2 separate regions of the Homo sapiens genome follow, and region 2 is linked to region 1. Evidence: read pairs that join two places in POLR2A ChIA-PET (ENCODE). Cell type or tissue: OCI-LY7. All regions are shown on one strand.

What was found. Peaks named below come from ENCODE experiments on the same cell type or tissue, not always from the same donor. Only the 100,000 strongest peaks of a DNase experiment are listed, where the experiment ranks them.
Region 2: POLR2A ChIA-PET joins it to region 1 with 8 read pairs; 3 of 35 experiments call an interaction of 5 or more read pairs at or near these places.

What each region holds. Positions count from the first base shown.
Region 1 is chr17:76,529,183-76,537,182 of GRCh38, reverse strand. CYGB (cytoglobin) reads left to right here. Exons shown (of 4, transcript NM_134268.5): 2 at 5,492-5,723; 3 at 6,041-6,204. It also overlaps a transcript of PRCD not described here. Among named protein-coding and RNA genes, the nearest start is that of CYGB, 4.5 kb to the left of the region's middle. RefSeq lists enhancers at 5,809-6,542, 6,543-7,276. In OCI-LY7, a CTCF peak has its summit at 7,921; DNase peaks (open chromatin) are centred at 7,352 and 7,712; H3K4me3 peaks cover 772 bases; H3K27ac peaks cover 881 bases.
Region 2 is chr17:76,147,602-76,155,601 of GRCh38, reverse strand. RNF157 (ring finger protein 157) reads left to right here. Exons shown (of 19, transcript NM_052916.3): 15 at 1-40; 16 at 285-350; 17 at 1,274-1,319; 18 at 3,137-3,247. RNF157-AS1 (RNF157 antisense RNA 1) reads right to left here. Exons shown (of 8, transcript NR_040017.1): 7 at 1,814-2,469; 8 at 954-1,552. Among named protein-coding and RNA genes, the nearest start is that of FOXJ1, 10 kb to the right of the region's middle. In OCI-LY7, CTCF peaks have their summits at 1,522, 1,721 (motif pointing right) and 7,673; DNase peaks (open chromatin) are centred at 4,418 and 7,661.

The sequences.
Region 1 (8,000 bases):
GGAACCAGATGCAGGAGAGCACCTCGGTCCCCCTCCTCTCCCCGGCCTCAGAACTCCTTGCTCGGCCAGCCACCCCAGACACCCAGCCAAACTGTCAGACACACACATTTTTCTGGCCTTTCAAAGGTAGTATAGCAGGGGCTCCCCATTTTAGAGATGGGAAAACCGAGGCTCAGCCAAGAAGCGGGACAAAGAGGAGCAGAACCCTGTCTCCAGCTCAGCGGCTTGCGGGATTCAAAGCCTCTTGGAAGAACAGAGAGCAAAGAGCAGAGGTTGAGAAAGAGGAGAGCCCGGGGGGTCCAGTGTTCCCAGCTGCCCCCTTCCCGCTGGAGGGCACGGGCCAGCAGGAGCGCCCAGGGCAGGCACAGGTGAGTGGAGAAGCAAACAGTCCCCTAGGATACAATCCCTGCTGAGTTTGGAGGGTGAGGGGAAGAAGAGAGAAGCTTCAGGAGACAGGGCCTAACCCTAAAACCTCCCACCTAGGGAGGAAATGCAGTGGCTTGGGCTTAGGGGTCATTCAGGCACTACATGCCCCCAAGAGACCCACAAACACAGAGCGCCCCGTTCTTCACACACCTAGGCTTAGAGCACACACACCATCCTTATAGAGGTGATGTGTCCAAGTCTCGAAAGCTAGTCACTGACTCTAGCTACAAATCCATGCTCTCTTTCCACACGTGCTGGTCCCTGGGGGTGCAGGCAGAGGAGCCCCAGACCATGCTCACCCTCAAGCCCCTCTTCTTGGCAGAGGAAAGCGGTCAAATCTAGGACAGAGCAGGGCAGCCTTGTCATGTGCAGATGGGGTGAAGCCTCGCTCTGGAAGGGCAGCTTTAGTGCATCCTTGACTACCAGGCCTGCTCCATCTCCAGCTTCTTCTCCCTGTGGCCTCTCCCAAGCCTGGGACCGACCCAGCTCCACCATGATATGCCCTGATTCCAACTCAGAAGCAGATTTTGGAGGAAAAAGAGCAGGAAGCACTTCTAAGGAGTTAGAGGAGCGCTCCTGAGGATGGGGCAGCTATCTCAGCAGCCCCCAAGCCCAGAAACACAGTCGGGAGTGGCAGGAAGCTAAGAGGGACATTGGGATACTAGGGCCTCAGACGCTCGGAACCACCAATCCCCACAGGTGCTGGCACCCACACAAGCACATTGTGGGTAGCAGAGCCGCAGATGTGCCAGACTGCGTCCTCGGAGGGTGCCGTCAGCCGTGTGTCAGCACCTGCAGCCCACCGGCCTTGCATGCGTCTGGCACACTCATGGGTCACCATGAAGAAGCGAGGCAGGGTCCTCAGGACCTTGGAGGTTTTGTGTCCCAACCCCTGCCAGGTACCTGTGCGGATACGTGGAGGAAGTGCTCACCGTCCACATCATGGAACACCATTGAACCTCCCCAGGAAGGGGACCAGGGTAGGGCAGATGCCAAGGGAGAAACGAAACACCGAGGCCAGGGCCATGTCTGGGCAGTCCGAGTTTTCAGCAAGGATTTCTTTCTCTCTCTACACCCCTCTTCCAGTTCCCCACTCCTGTCTCTTAGAGGGGCCTGGGCCTGGGCTGGGGGAGGTCATTACCAATGCACTCAGTGCCCAGAGTAACCCCTCACCACTCTGACTCCACTTCTTTGTGGACTAGAGCCCAGCCCCAGGACAGCCTGGCCCAGCTTTGTCTCAGCCACTCCCTGCCAGCCCAAGCCCCACAGGGCCTTGCTTTCCTTTTTCTCTCCTCCTGTCTCTGTCCAGGGCCTGGTCAGTGGGGGAAGGGGAAGAAAGGGGGATAAGGGCTCCTGAAGGTCCCTTCTCAGATCCTGGGCCCGTCAGTCTTGACACAGCACCCTGTCTTCCCACACACAACATACACATCCTCAAGGTCAAGACCCCAGCTGCAGCCCTCTGGCCAGCACTCTCACCTCTGCCCTCCCCACTGCGCCAGGCCAGCACCCTCAGCCCTTATGAGCCTGCAGGGCAGGAAGGAGGCAGCTGCACTTCCACACCCCCAACCTGGAGAAGTTGCCACATTGGTGGGGGTGGAGGAGGCGTTGCTTTAGAGCCTGAGGCAGACCCCACACTTCCATTCCCTGCCAGGGAGGAGACCAAGAGGGAACACCCACCCTCCCTGCTGGTTGTAACTCTGACACCTTCCTCCTCACACTCAGACAGGCCTATTTCAGGCTCTCTTGGAAGCCCAGATGCCTCTGGGAGCTGAGAAACTCCCCAGGGCTGGCTGTGGAGGCTCCTCCCTGGCAGCACAGGCTGAGACCGGGAGGGTCTCAGGTGGAAACACCGCAGAGCCAGGAGGAAGGAGCCAGGCACATGGGCCCCAGGGGCCACAGAACCGTGGAGGGTCTGGGTGGGGACTCCCTGAGACTGTCATTCCTCAGGGCCACAACCCGGTGGTGGGTGTTGAGGCAGGAGACACCTGGTTACCAGGCCACGATCCCCTGGCACAGCTGTCTCTCCAGGCAGTGTAGGGAAACTGTCAAAGCGGGCCTGCCTGGGCCCCTTCCTGGCACTGCCATCTACTTTGTTGGGCAATCTTGGACATCAATTCCTAATTCATAGGATGGGGATTAAAACAGTGCCTACCTCAGGAGAGAATTGCAAGGATTCGTGAGATCGTACAGTAAGTGCTCAATAAATGTTCCCTGTTGTTTCCTCATCAGTAAAATAGAGGTAATACCCGCTTAGCTGTGGCAATTAAATACAATAACAGGCCGGGCACCGTGGCTCACACCTGTAATCCCAGCACTTTGTGAGGCCGAGGCAGGCAGATCACCGGAGGTCAGGAGTTCGACACCAGCCTGGCCAGCATGGCGAAACCCCGTCTCTACTAAAAACACAAAAATTAGCCGGGTGTGGTGGCGGGCACCTGTAATCCCAGCTAACTTTGTGAGGCTGAGACAGGAGAATCCCTTGAACCCAGGAGGCAGAGGTTGCAGTGAGCCAAGATTGCACCAGTGCACTGCAGCCTGGGCAACAGAGTAAGATTCTGTCTCAAGAAAGAAAGAAAGAAAGAGAGAGAGAGAGAGAGAGAGAGAGAGAGAAAGAGAAAGAGAGAGAGAAAGAAAGAAAGAAAGAAGAAAGAAAGAAAAAGAAAAAAGGTACAATAACATTGTAACACAGCAGGCAAATATATATATCATTGTTATTATTTTGTCAGGGTCTTGCTCTGTCACCCAAGCTGGAGTACGGTGGCGCCATCATGGCTCATGGCAGCCTCCAATCCTGGGCTCGTGATGCGATCGGATCTTCCTGCTGCAGCCTCCCAAGTAGCTAGGACTACAGACGGGCACCACCACACCCAGCCAATTTTTTTCTTTTTTTCTGGAGACAGGATCTCACTATGTTGCCCAGGCTGGTCTCAAACTCCTGGCCTCAAGTGATCTTCCTGCCTTGGCCTCCCAAAGTTCTACAGGCATGAGCCACCACACCTGACCTTTTATTATTATTATTATCATTATTTCTTTGGATTCAGGGTCTCACTCTGTCACCCAGGCTGGAGTGCAATGGCACAATCTTGGCTCCCTGCAGCCTTGGCCTCCCGGGTTCAAGTGATCCTCCCACTTTAGGCCCCTGAGTAGCTGGAATCAAAGGTGTGTGCCACCACACCTGGCTAATTTTTTGTATTTTGTAGAGACAGGGTTTGCCACATTGCCCAGGCTGGTCTCAAATGCCTGAGCTCAAGCAATCCACCCGCCTCGGCCTCGTAAAGTGCTAGGATTATAGGCGTGAGCCACCGTGCCCGGCCATATCATTATTTTTTATTGCAATTGTAAAACCTCCAAAGTCTGAGATGCTTGTTTAAGTCCAAATTGGGTTTTTCACATTTGTCCCTCATTACAGTGCTTCTCCAGAAAATTCAATGTATTTTCAGACCCGTCGCCTCACGTGTCCTCACCCGTGTATCCATGAAGCAGTGAGCGGGGGCCCTCCTCTTGCCCTTCTGCAAACAGGGAGCTTGTGAAGCGGTTTGCCCAAGGTCACAGTTGGCCTCTGAGAGGGGCCCTCCTGAGTCTCCACACAGACTGTGCCCTGGTCACTGTGCAAACTTCCCCGCCAATAGCAGTTCCACCAGCAGCAGGGATGACCCGGCCAGATGCCCTCTCCGCATCTGTTCCAGCCCTCACATCTGAGACTCGACTCCTGGCCAAAGGGCTACTTCCGCAAATTATCAGCTCTCTCTGATCGCAAAGGGGACACACGAAGGGGCAGAACAACCTGGAAGAACAGGTCCAGGCCACTCCATACATTTTCTGGGGATTCACTTAAGTTATTTAAGTTCTGATTGAGTCGGTGCCCATGTCTCACATGACATCCAGCCCCGACAGGGAGGGGAGGTGAAAAAGTCATTGTCGGCCGGGCGTGGTGGCTCACACCTGTAATCCCAGCACTTTGGGAGGCTGAGGCAGGCGGATCGCCTGAGGTCAGGAATTTGAGACCAGCCTGGCCAACATGGTGAAACCCTGTCTCTACTAAAAATACAAAAAATTAGCTAGCCGGGCGTGGTGATGGATGCCTGTAGTCCCAGCTACTCAGGAAGCTGAGGCAAGAGAATCACTTGAACCCAGGAGGCAGAGGTTGCAGCGAGCCAAGATTGCACCACCACACTCCAGCCTGGATGACAGAGTGAGACTCCATCTCAAAAAAAAAAAAAAAAAAAGCCATTGTCATTTTTCACACTGCAGGGCCCCAGCTAGGGCAGGGGGTCAGAGGGTGCGTGAGAGCCTTGGGATCCAGTCTGACACGCTGGAAGGAGGGCAGGGAAGGTCACCTGAGTAGTGCCAATGGCCTCAGGGGCAAAGCATTTCCCCTGGGCCAGCCTGCTCCAGGTAAGGCATGTCTGACACAGGAAAAGGGTAGTAGAAAGGAATGTGGCTCACCCGAGGAACATTTTCCCAACTGTAAGTAAAGCCGCTGAGCCAGGACAGGGATGATGCGAGTATAGTGGGGAATGTGGACATGAGTTTGAAGAAGCGGGTGGGGGACAGTTCAGAAGTCTGGAATGCCCGGTTAAGGAGTTTCACTTTGGCAGACAATAGGGAGCCATTGAATGTTTTTGAGCATAAGCATGACTTCATGAAAGCAGTATTTTGGGAGAGTCAGAACAATTTCAGTCCAACTAGAGAGGATTTAATTTCAGATCAACTCATGATTCCAGAACCTGAGTTCTTACCCTCTCGGCTATGACTAGAGCAGGGCTTGAAGGGGGTGTAGAGTTTGGGAAGGAAGCAAGAAGCGAGGAAGACAGAGGCCTAGGAGATGAAGCCGCCAGCCTGAGCAAGCCTGGCAGATAGACATGGCCAGACTTGGTAGGGGTGAGCCGGCTTGGCCAGAGGGAGGAGGGTCTATGCTGAGGTCTACTGATGGTAGTGAAAACAGTGACGGTGCGGGGGTGGGGAGCACTGCGGTCCACTTCTTCAGCCCCCACTATCCTGGAAGCTTCAGGGTGGGCCCGAGGCAGCCTCCAGCTTCAGCGACCACCCCTGTTCCTCTTGCCAGGTTCTTTGTGAACTTCCCCTCGGCCAAGCAGTACTTCAGCCAGTTCAAGCACATGGAGGATCCCCTGGAGATGGAGCGGAGCCCCCAGCTGCGGAAGCACGCCTGCCGAGTCATGGGGGCCCTCAACACTGTCGTGGAGAACCTGCATGACCCCGACAAGGTGTCCTCTGTGCTCGCCCTTGTGGGGAAAGCCCACGCCCTCAAGCACAAGGTGGAACCGGTGTACTTCAAGGTATGCGCCCCCATCTGCTGCAGAGCCCCCACCGCCCACGCGTCATGGCCATCTGCAGCTCGCAGGCTCTGCGACGGCTCTCTGGAGCAACAGAGGTGATCCCCGGAGTGGCTGCGAGAGGGAGGGGCAGTGCCCGGCAGCAGGATGGAGGGGCTGGGTCCAGGGCAACCCTTGTCCTGAGAGCACGGGGTTCCCAAAGCTGCCAGACTGTTGCGTTAGGAATGATCCTCTCGGCCACACGTGGGGCGGAGGGGCCTGGGGGTTGCAGGACGCAGGGCGCCCGGGCGTTCACTCCCCCTTCCTCCCTTTGCCCCCAGATCCTCTCTGGGGTCATTCTGGAGGTGGTCGCCGAGGAATTTGCCAGTGACTTCCCACCTGAGACGCAGAGAGCCTGGGCCAAGCTGCGTGGCCTCATCTACAGCCACGTGACCGCTGCCTACAAGGAAGTGGGCTGGGTGCAGCAGGTCCCCAACGCCACCACGTGAGGAGGCGGGCGAGGGTGGGCTGGGCAGCCTCCCCGCCATGTCCTCTGCTGTCCCCGAGGTCTCCCATATCTCCTGAGGCCCTGGGGCTGATCACCTGGGCAGGCACACTTGAGGCAGGCCAACCCTGGGGTCTGACATGTAAGAACAGGCATAATAGGAAAGGCCTTCAAGATGGCTCCCCTGTGACTTCAGGCTGCTCAGAGCCATGAGCCCTGAGCAAAAATCCTCCCAAAGAGCCTTCCCCTTCCCTAGAGCCAGGGAGAGCTCAGAGCACCCAAAGCCACAGCTGCCCAGGCAGAGAGGCGCCAGAGGCTCCTGGCGGTAAGGTCCGATCATCAGGCTCGGAGGCAGCCCAGGTCAGCCCAGCCACTTCCTCCCTGGGTGCCAATCACAAGGGGCTGTTTTTTCATCTCATGCCGACCAGTGCTGCTAAATGCCCTCTGCCTCAATAGGGCTAGAGCCCGGAGGATCACGAGGACACATACACACACACACACACCCCAGCCCACGAGGAAGCTACATGGGTGTCGCTCACACGCACACGAGCAGGGGCATGTTTACTTCCAGGCTGACCTGGAGGCTGGGCTTCCAGTTCTGGGCCCAGGAGGTGGCTCAAGGAGGGTGGCCGCCCTCTGTGACTCCTGCTGACTCGGAGCGTGAGGGGAGGGCTAGCCCCCAGATGTGGCGGTTGGGAACACTCGGCCTCCCTGGGCCCCCAAGGGGAGGCTGACTCTGGGAGCTGAATGGAGAGGCGGAGGCAGGGCTGGAGTAGGAAGGAGGAGAGGAGCGGAGGCGGGAATGGGAAGCAGAGGTCAGCCAGCAGCCCGGGACACGCGTGGTAGAGAAACATTCCCGTGGTAGAGAAACATTCCCAGCAGTTTCCCATGGAAAAGGCGGCGTCTCCCGCCGGGCTCTGCACGGGCCCCCAAGACTGCCGGCCCTTCTGTTCACAGGCACAGCTCCTGGAGGAGGTCCCCTGAGGGCAGCTGGGGACGCCAGGCCTCCTGCCCTTCCTGCTGCTGACCACACTGGCCCCGGGCTGGCTCCTGCTCCCCTCCCCCCTCTCCCGTCAGCACCACCCCAAGAGAGTGGAGTCCTCGGGAACTGCTGGCTGGAGCCAAGCCAACTCCAGATGTGCACAGCTGGGCCCTGGCCTGCCTGAGACCTGGGAGTCAATGGGAAACAAGCAGATGTTGGCCCACCAGAGGAGGGCACTGGCAGGGCGTGGAGAGCAGTGGTTGCCCCCTCACCCCCCACCAGCTGTCACCCAGAGGGTCCAGGGAAAAGACAGGGGAAGAGGAGGGGAGGGGGCTTGCCTGCCCTCCCACCCCTCTCCCCACGCAGGCTCTGCTGCCAAAGATGAGTTTGTTTACAGCCAGGACACAAGACTTCCTGCTTCCAGAGAAAAGGGCTTTTTTACAAGGGCCAAGAGAGACTGGAAAGAGAGCTGGCTGGGCGCGAGCCCCAGTGAATCAGAAACACATGGCCCAAGTTCCCCAGCACGCTGCCCGTCCTGCCCTCCCCACCCTGCCCTAGGGACTAAGATCTCTCCAAACCCCAAACATTTTGAAACGGCCGAAGTCTCCTCCTCCGCCCACTTCTGCTCCTTGTGGACTGAATGGAGATGGGCTACCGTGGAAACTGGCACCCCATGGGGGTTACTCCCAGCTGTCAAGTGGTGGGGTGGTCCCCTCATCCCTTTACACCCTCTAGCCCACCCCTAGTGTCCCTGGCCTGAGCCTGCAGAGCCTCCCTGCTGCCAGGGTCCCCATGGGCTCGAGGGTAGGATGGA
Region 2 (8,000 bases), 380 kb after region 1:
CCCCCAGCCTGCCAGCAGGGCCCCCTCAGAAGAAGGAGAGGTAAGGGAAGGGACGGGAACCGCCCTGGCTTCTCTGTTCTTTGTGCACATGTCCAAAGTAGCATAACCAAAGGTCTGCCATGCATGGCTGCAAAGCCCCCAAAATGCCAGGAGTGCTGCAGAAAACAAGGCATTCCCTTAGGTCTGACCCTCCTATTTGACACCAATTTTGTTCTGAAGAAGGTTTGGGTTTGCTGTCACGAGACCTTTATGGAAGAGCCTGTAAAAACTGTGCTCTTCTGCAGGGGCTGCCAGCGGAGTCTCCAGACAGCAACTTTGCTGGCCTCCCAGCTGGAGAGCAGGATGCAGAGGTAACCCCAACAGCACGGAGTGGTGCCCCCTTCCCACAACCAGAGGAGTGCTGGCCTTGGCTGGGGATGCCAGTAAGGACCAGGGCCAGGAGGCTGCGCTGACGAAGCCTTCCTAGGGGACATGCCTAGATCAGTGAGAAGTGGAATGTGGGTAGAGATGAGAGCAGCTGCTCCCGGGCCTGTGGACTGTCCAGTGAGTGGGGCCACTGGTTCCCAGGGTCACTGGTGTGGAGTGAGTTCAAGAGGGAACTTTTCTGGCCAGCCCCTGGCCTTGAGAATATATTGTCCTTCATTCCACTAGTATTTACATGGAGGACTGTGTCACAGGTGCTCTACTGGTGCTAGGGCACATATAGACCTATACAGACCTGTGTGGTGAGGTTTCTGCCTACCCCCAGCCCACTGCACCCATCTAGGAGCCCAGTCTAGCAGGCAGACAGGACCACAGTTCAGTGTGAGACGTGCCCTGACCATGGTGTGCTGTGGAACGCCAGCTCACAGTGAGAGCCCTAGAACTCTTCTTGAGCCAACTCCTGTCAATGGAGGATCTGGATGGGGTTTGGGATCTTAAGGGATTTCTGAAAGTCTTATGATCTCACAATTTGCTCTTTCATTTAGTAATTTTTACTTCCACCTTAGAGAAACAGTATCAGCTAAACTATTAACAAGGGTGTTCCTGACAGACCATTCTGAGCATATATGGGTAATGTGGCTCGGATCTAATCCCTGTAGGCAGATGGTGCCTCTCCAAGCAAGATCTGCCTCTACTCAGCCTCTGAGGCATATTAAACACAGATGGAAATATATGCTATTAACGTAGGCCCTGGAGTTAGATACCAGTAGGATGATTAGTTCTGTCTTCAGCCAATCAGTTTACTCATTTTGCCGCTTCATAGACTCACAGGGCCTTCCTTCTGTCCTAGGGAAATGATGTTATAGAGGAAGAGGATGGATCACCCACGCAGGAAGGTGGTAAAAGATCTGGTCCTTTACTTCCTTTAGTTATCTTTCTTTCCTGGGTATTCTTTAAGGGGTAAAGAAAAGGGTACCGGTATGACGTGGTGGCGCTGCTCAGTTGTATGGGGCTGTTAGAGGAAAGATCGTCTTCTTAATGGTACATCAAAGCAAGCAGAGCATTGATGATCTCTATGACCTCCTCAGCTCTTTCTGGGCCTCAGAGCCATGGATGTCAGGTGCGGGTGCTGCAGGAGATACATACAGGTCCATATTTACCTGAAGTAGATTCGGAAGCTCTCTAAGCAGCTCCCATCATCAGCCTCCCTGCTGCAGGTTTTCAGTGGAGCCCCACAGAGCTGTTCTGGCATTCTCAGTGTTGAATAGCAGTAGCCATTTCTTCCACTGGGGGGAGGGGGAGGACTATTTGGCAGCTGGTCAGGTCTTGCTTTAGTTAGGAATATGGTCAACATTACTGTAAAAGAGGACTCTCGGGCCGGCAGACGTACTAAAGGCGTGGTCAAGGAGACAGGTCCAAGTTTCTTCAGGAGCTCAGCTTAGGCAAGTATTTTAAAGGCTGTTGTAATAATCTTCCTTTACCATAATTCAGGCCTCAGTTACATCTTCAGTTGGAAGAATGTTGTTTCCAGTAAGGCTAGAAGAGAAGGAATGGCCCACAGAGCAAGGACGTAGGAGGAAGAAGGAGGGCAGGAAAGTCTCCCCCAAGCAGGGAACACTATGTGTTCCAGGAGCCAGACTCTTCCCCCTGCTGCTCTGAGGCCCCTCCCTCAGGGGCACCTCCAGAGCACACGTATGCCCGGCCTGGATACAGACGCACCAGCAGATGTCATCCTATTGCTTCTGCTTTAGCGCTGGCCATCGCTTGGGAAGTGTTGGAGGTGTGCATGTGGACCTGACGGCTCCCACCTGGCCAAGGAGCTTGAAGGAGAAGGTGGCCGCCAAGGCTGCGTCCGTCAGCTCTTGCACCCCAGCCCAAGGGGGTTTGGAGTGTCACCAACTCAGTTGATGACTTCAGTGCTTGAGGCTCTAGAGTTACCCCTTGTGATTGTTTCTCCCATAGAATATTTGCTTCTAAGAAGTGCGGTGTGGCCAGGTTGTTTCACCGACATTCCCTAGCCCGTGGAATGGATTTGTTTTCTTCTCTCTGTTTCACTGAGAAAAAAAGAGGGGAGCTTGATAAAAAACAACTTTTAAAACTTTTCCCTTCCCTTCTTACATGTCTGTAGATTTCTGGTTAGCCACTTAAAACACACTGAAAATAACAACTCAGGTCTCATAAAGAAGGAAATCATAATTTTGTGAATGTAGTCATTCTGATTTGATATGCAAAATTATGGACCCTAAGACCTTTAGTTGTTGTTTCATGTACTTATTTTGCAGAGCCATGTGGTCCTAAACACACCCAGCTCACACCCAAGGCAGATGCAGGCATGAGCAGGATGACCTCCCCACTGGCGCTCCCTAGCTTCTGCTGGTTGGTCGCAGCCTCACCAGCCTGGCCTCTGCCCAGCTCTGCTCGCTCTAGTATTCTCTGTTGAGCCTGTGTCCCACAGCCCTCCTCAGTGATCTGACTTGTTAGGGAGCAGCAGACAGAAAGGGCTCTAGGGAAACAGCAGGAAAGCGCGAGAACACAGACATGCCCACACAACGTGATTCCTTTCTTGTCCACTCTTTATCCGCTTAATTATTGTCTTTTTTTTAACATATGATTTGATTTTTTTTGTCTCCATCCTTAAGATTTTTATTTTAAGGACAGCAACGCAGAGAAAAACACAGCCAGCCCCTCTCTAACTGCATTAACTCCGTTACAGGCCAGAGGACGTGCGCATTTCTAGGTATGGAGTGTGACAATAACAATGACTTTGACATCGCAAGCGTGAAAGCACTGGACAATAAGCTGTGCTCTGAGGTCTGCTTACCTGGTGAGTGTCAGTCTGCTGAACATGAACTTGGTGGGAGACGATCCCTGTGCTCTTACCCCTGCTCTCACCCTGGTACACCCATCTCCTGCCCTGCAGTTCCTGCCAAGAAGGCCTGGGGTGTGCTAGTGCTGGAGACCAGTTGCTGAAGGAAGTAAGAAGGCCTGGGAGAGTCCTTGAGCTTTTTGCAATGAGCCAGCCTTGCTCTGAGTGAGAGTATTAGGATAGGAAGAAAGAAGCAAAACTTAACGATTTGGCCTAACCACTCTCCACCCCACATCACGGCCTTGCAGGTACCATGTCAGGTGGCCCAGTCTTGTTTTCATCAACAGGAAGTTTGAGCAGACAGACACCACCTCTCTACGAAGGTCTTGGAAGGATTGCCTGCGCCCTTTAAAAGTGAAGCTGTAGCTCCTCAGAAGAAATGTGTTTCAGCTAGGATCAGAGAGGAATGTGAAAGCCAGCGTTTCAGAGGCTAGGGAATGGCTCTGTGATCCAGTGAGCTTTGGGTTACCAGTTGCATTGTACATACTACTGGATTTGGATCCCAACGGAGAGGTCGAGTTAGGGCTCCTCTATGCTCCCTGGAGCTGTAACTTCACAGGTGATCAGGTTGTCAGAGTGCCCCTTATTCCTCCTCATGATGCTAAACCAAATCTAGGTAATGCCTTACACAGGATCATGTTAATCACACTTTAAGCACCGAGTGCCTTTTTAGTTAGTGTGCCCGTTCAAGGGCTCCAAAAACTGCTTTTCTAAAATCCACATCTTGCCCAAGCGGACTGAGTCAAATGTCCCCTCCGGGTTTCACGACAGAAATTGTCCTTCACATCGTGTTGTTTGAATCCTCTTAAACATTCCCTGAACGAAGACTCACTTCAGCTTCAGAACAGCCACATCACGGGTCCAGTGCTTTACTCGCTCAGCGACGTGGCTGGAGGCGTTGGAGCCACACGACCTCTGTGGTTGCCACTCTCCATCAGCCTGTGCAAGACACAGTCCAAGCACACTCTGGCCCCACACAAGCTTGTGGCAGGGGAAGCTGGAATTCTCTAGAGATACTTTCTCCAGCCCTTCAAAGGGCTTTCTTGAGTCATTTTCTATTTAGTTTGTTCTAAAGACACTGCCCAGGCCTCTTCATTTTCAGTGAGACCAAAAGAGGCAGTATCAGTTCCCCTGCTTCTCCTGCGCAGGCCCAGGGAAGACCCCCTTCCTGCCTGAGCGTGGAGGAGGGAGCGTTGACCACGGGGCCAGCCTCCTGCCAGTTAGGCCTGGACTGGAGCTGCTGGGGCCCAGGGGCTGCTTCACTCCCTGCCTTCCCGCTCCTGGCCTGGCTTCCATCTGTCCATTTGTGTTTCACATCATTTTGCCAAATGTAAATCTGTCTGTCTGGTTTGTTTATTTTCTAAACTCATGTATGTTCTCTAGACTTGGTATGAAAGTTCGTGTTCACTCCGTGCCAGCACTGTCCTCCCTGCCAATGCTTCACCCCGTCCAAGCTTGCTGGGCACGCACACACCTGGGAGGCGCTCGCGTGGGGCTGTGAGCAAGGCTCCCATTCCTAATTGGCAAGGGCCTGTATCCAGGGTACTAAGAGCTTATGAGAAAAAATATTTGTGAGACTGTATTAATTTCTGCTTTACAAAAATGGGAATGCTTCTGTGGCAAGGGCTATGGAAAGGATTTGGTTTTAACTGGCATCCTCTGTCAGTAGTTGGGTGAAGATGATGTCTCTTTCTTAGCTGTGCCCTGTGTCTGAGGCAGCTCTACCCTGGTCAACCCCTTACTTGGCTTTAGGAGAGAAATTTAGGTTCCTGCCTCCCTCAAGGGACTCCCTTACCCACCCCTATTTTTTTGGCAGAGGGAGCTGCTGGGAGTTGTTTTAGCCAACAGTGCTAGTGGAAACAGCTTATTCCTCCTCTTCCTGACTCCCTCCAGCTAACCTGCTTGTTGATAGTTACTCCATGGAATCATGGGAGGAGAGTGAGGACTGGGAGGAAGAGAGAAGCCCTGGGGTTCCCTAGGGTGACTTGTGGAGCCAGCTATTTAGAGATTATGGTGGGCTCACAGTTTGTGCCAGACACGAAATCAAATGCCTGTGTTGGCTCTCGGGAGAGGGCCTCAGGTATAGGCATGTTAAGTGTCCCATTATATCCTCACCAGAGGCCTCAAGATGAGGGGCTGTATTCAATATACTAAGATTTTCCAAGAAAAAAAATATGTGTGAGACTATATGGATTTCTGTTCAGTAAAAATGGGAACGCTTCTGTGGCAAGGACAATGGAAAGGATTTGAGTTTTTTTGTTTTTGTTTTTTGTTTTTTTTGAGACAGAGTCTCGCTCTGTCGCCCAGCCTGGAGTGCAGTGGCGCGATCTCGGCTCACTGCAACCTCCACCTCCTGGGGTCAAGTGATTCTCTGCCTCAGCCTCCTGAGTAGCTGGGATTACAGGCGCCCGCCACCACGCCCGGCTAATTTTTGTATTTTTAGCAGAGACGGAGTTTTACCATGTTGGTCAGGGTGGTCTTGAACTCCTGACCTCAGGTGATCTGCCCACCTCGGCCCCCCAAAGTGCTGAGATTACAGGTGTGAGCCACTGCGCCCAGCCATGATTTGTTTTTAATTGGCATCCTTGGTCAGTAGTTGGGTGAAAGTGATGTCTCAAAACCTCTGGTTGCCTTTTTACTTGAGAGGGAAAAGCACGTCTCTCTAGGCAGAATGTGTCTCTGCTTCCACTGTTAGCATCACACTGGCAGAAAATTTGCTGGAGAACTCTCTGGAAGTGTCTGCTAGGTTACAGACAGGAATATCCACTTTGGTAGGTCCCGTGGAATAAATAGGCGTCTTCACACTCAGCTGTAAGTTCAGCTTTCTATCCTGGGGCTGAGATACCACTGGCCGTCTTGGCGCCTCATTGCTCCTGTGGCCAGCTCTCTCCCGTCAGAACAGCTGCACATGCGCCTGGTCTCTGCTTGAGTCTATTTCCCTCTTCAAGTGGGTGCCACTCCCTTCATGGAGGGCCAGTGGGAAATGGAGCCCGGGCTGCATCCCATGTTGTCCCTGTGCCCTGCACCTTGCTCACGGGCTCTGCCAGGAGACCTGGCTGGTGGCAAGGACTGCGAACCTTGTTGGTTCCCGTCCTCACCACTCTGATAACACTGGTGAGGGGCTTAGAGGCACTTTTGTCATTCTAGCCCTCTCCCCCTAAGAAGCTTCTGGGTCTTCCAGGGCCCCAAGACCAAGGGTGGATTTTTGGTTTTTCACTGGGGAGTAGTGTGTTCTGAGATTCCTTCTGAAAGGAATAAAGGAAGGAGATCTCAGTTGATGGGTGTGACAGGTTGTAGTAAGACTAGAATTGCGAGACCACGCTAAGCAGATGTGGCTCTGAGGAGTTTGGCAGACTGTTACATAGGTGGCAGGAAAGTCATCGTGGCAAGTGATAGTTCTATGAAGGCCCTGGGGTAGTCAGTGATGGAAAAAGGCAAAGATAGGCCGGGCACAGTGGCTCACGCCTGTAATCCCAGCATTTTGAGAGGCTGAGGCAAGTGATCACTTGAGCCCAGGAGCTGGAGACCAGCCTGGGCAATGCAGTGAAACCCCATCTCTACAGAAAATACAAAAATTAGCCAGGCTTGGTGGCGTACGCCTGTGGTCCCAGATACTCGAGAGGCTGAGGCAGGAGGATCAATTGAGCCTGGGAACCGGAGGTTGCAGGGAGTCAAGATCACACCACTGCACTCCAGCCTGGGAGGCTGAGATGGAGTGAGACTCCATCTTAAAAAAAAAAAAAAAAGGCGGGGCACGGTGGCTCCCGCCTGTAATCCCAGCACTTTGGGAGGCCGAGATGGGCGGATCACAAGATCAGGAGATCGAGACCATCCTGGCTAACACGGTGAAACCTCATCTCTACCAAAAATACAAAAAAATTAGCCAGGCGTGGTGGCGAGTGCCTGTAGTCCCAGCTACTCAGGAGGCTGCGACAGTAGAATGGCGTGAACCCGGGAGGCGGAGCTTGCAGTGAGCCGAGGTCACGCCACTGCACTCCAGCCTGGGCGACAGAGCAAGAGACCCTGTCTCAAAAAAAAAAAAAAAAAAAAAGGCAAAGATAATTTGGATCTTTTTAGTGGAAATACCAATACAATTTTTAAATGACTGCATTCCACTGGAATGAGCATATCCAGTGAAATCTAAAAAGGTTTGTGGAGACCTGAAATTGAATTCTCTCCTCTTTTTGAGAGGCCTCAAAACTCAAGACTAAGATGCTACTTGCACTTTGTGGGCACTAAGGAAAATTTCAAACTAAGTTTCTCCTTCCCCTGGAGAGCAACTCTACAAAGACAGTTGAACTATTACAGTCCTTATATTTAATAAGTGGCTTTGTAGAGGCAGGAAAGGGGCTTGTGAAATTTTCCTGAATGTACTCCCAAAATCTACCTCTAGAGGTCTCTTCATACTCCCATTTTTGATATCCCAAAAACTGAGACATGAACGGAAAGCACCTTTATCCATTTCCCTCTAAGGATTTTGAATCTCTGTGCTCCATTTTTTGGCTGGAGGGGCCTGGATTCAGCCAGACAAAATGGCGGCACCTGCTCTGGAAGGCCCCTCAGCACCCACACTGACTTTCCGCAGACAGGCTTACTGTGAGAATGAGGCTGAGGAGGGAGCAGCAGCAGGGCTTTGCCGTGGGCCCCTCAGGGTCCTTGCCAGGGGAAGGTGCCCCCCGCTTGCTGCCGGATCTCCCTCACCACAGAGCAT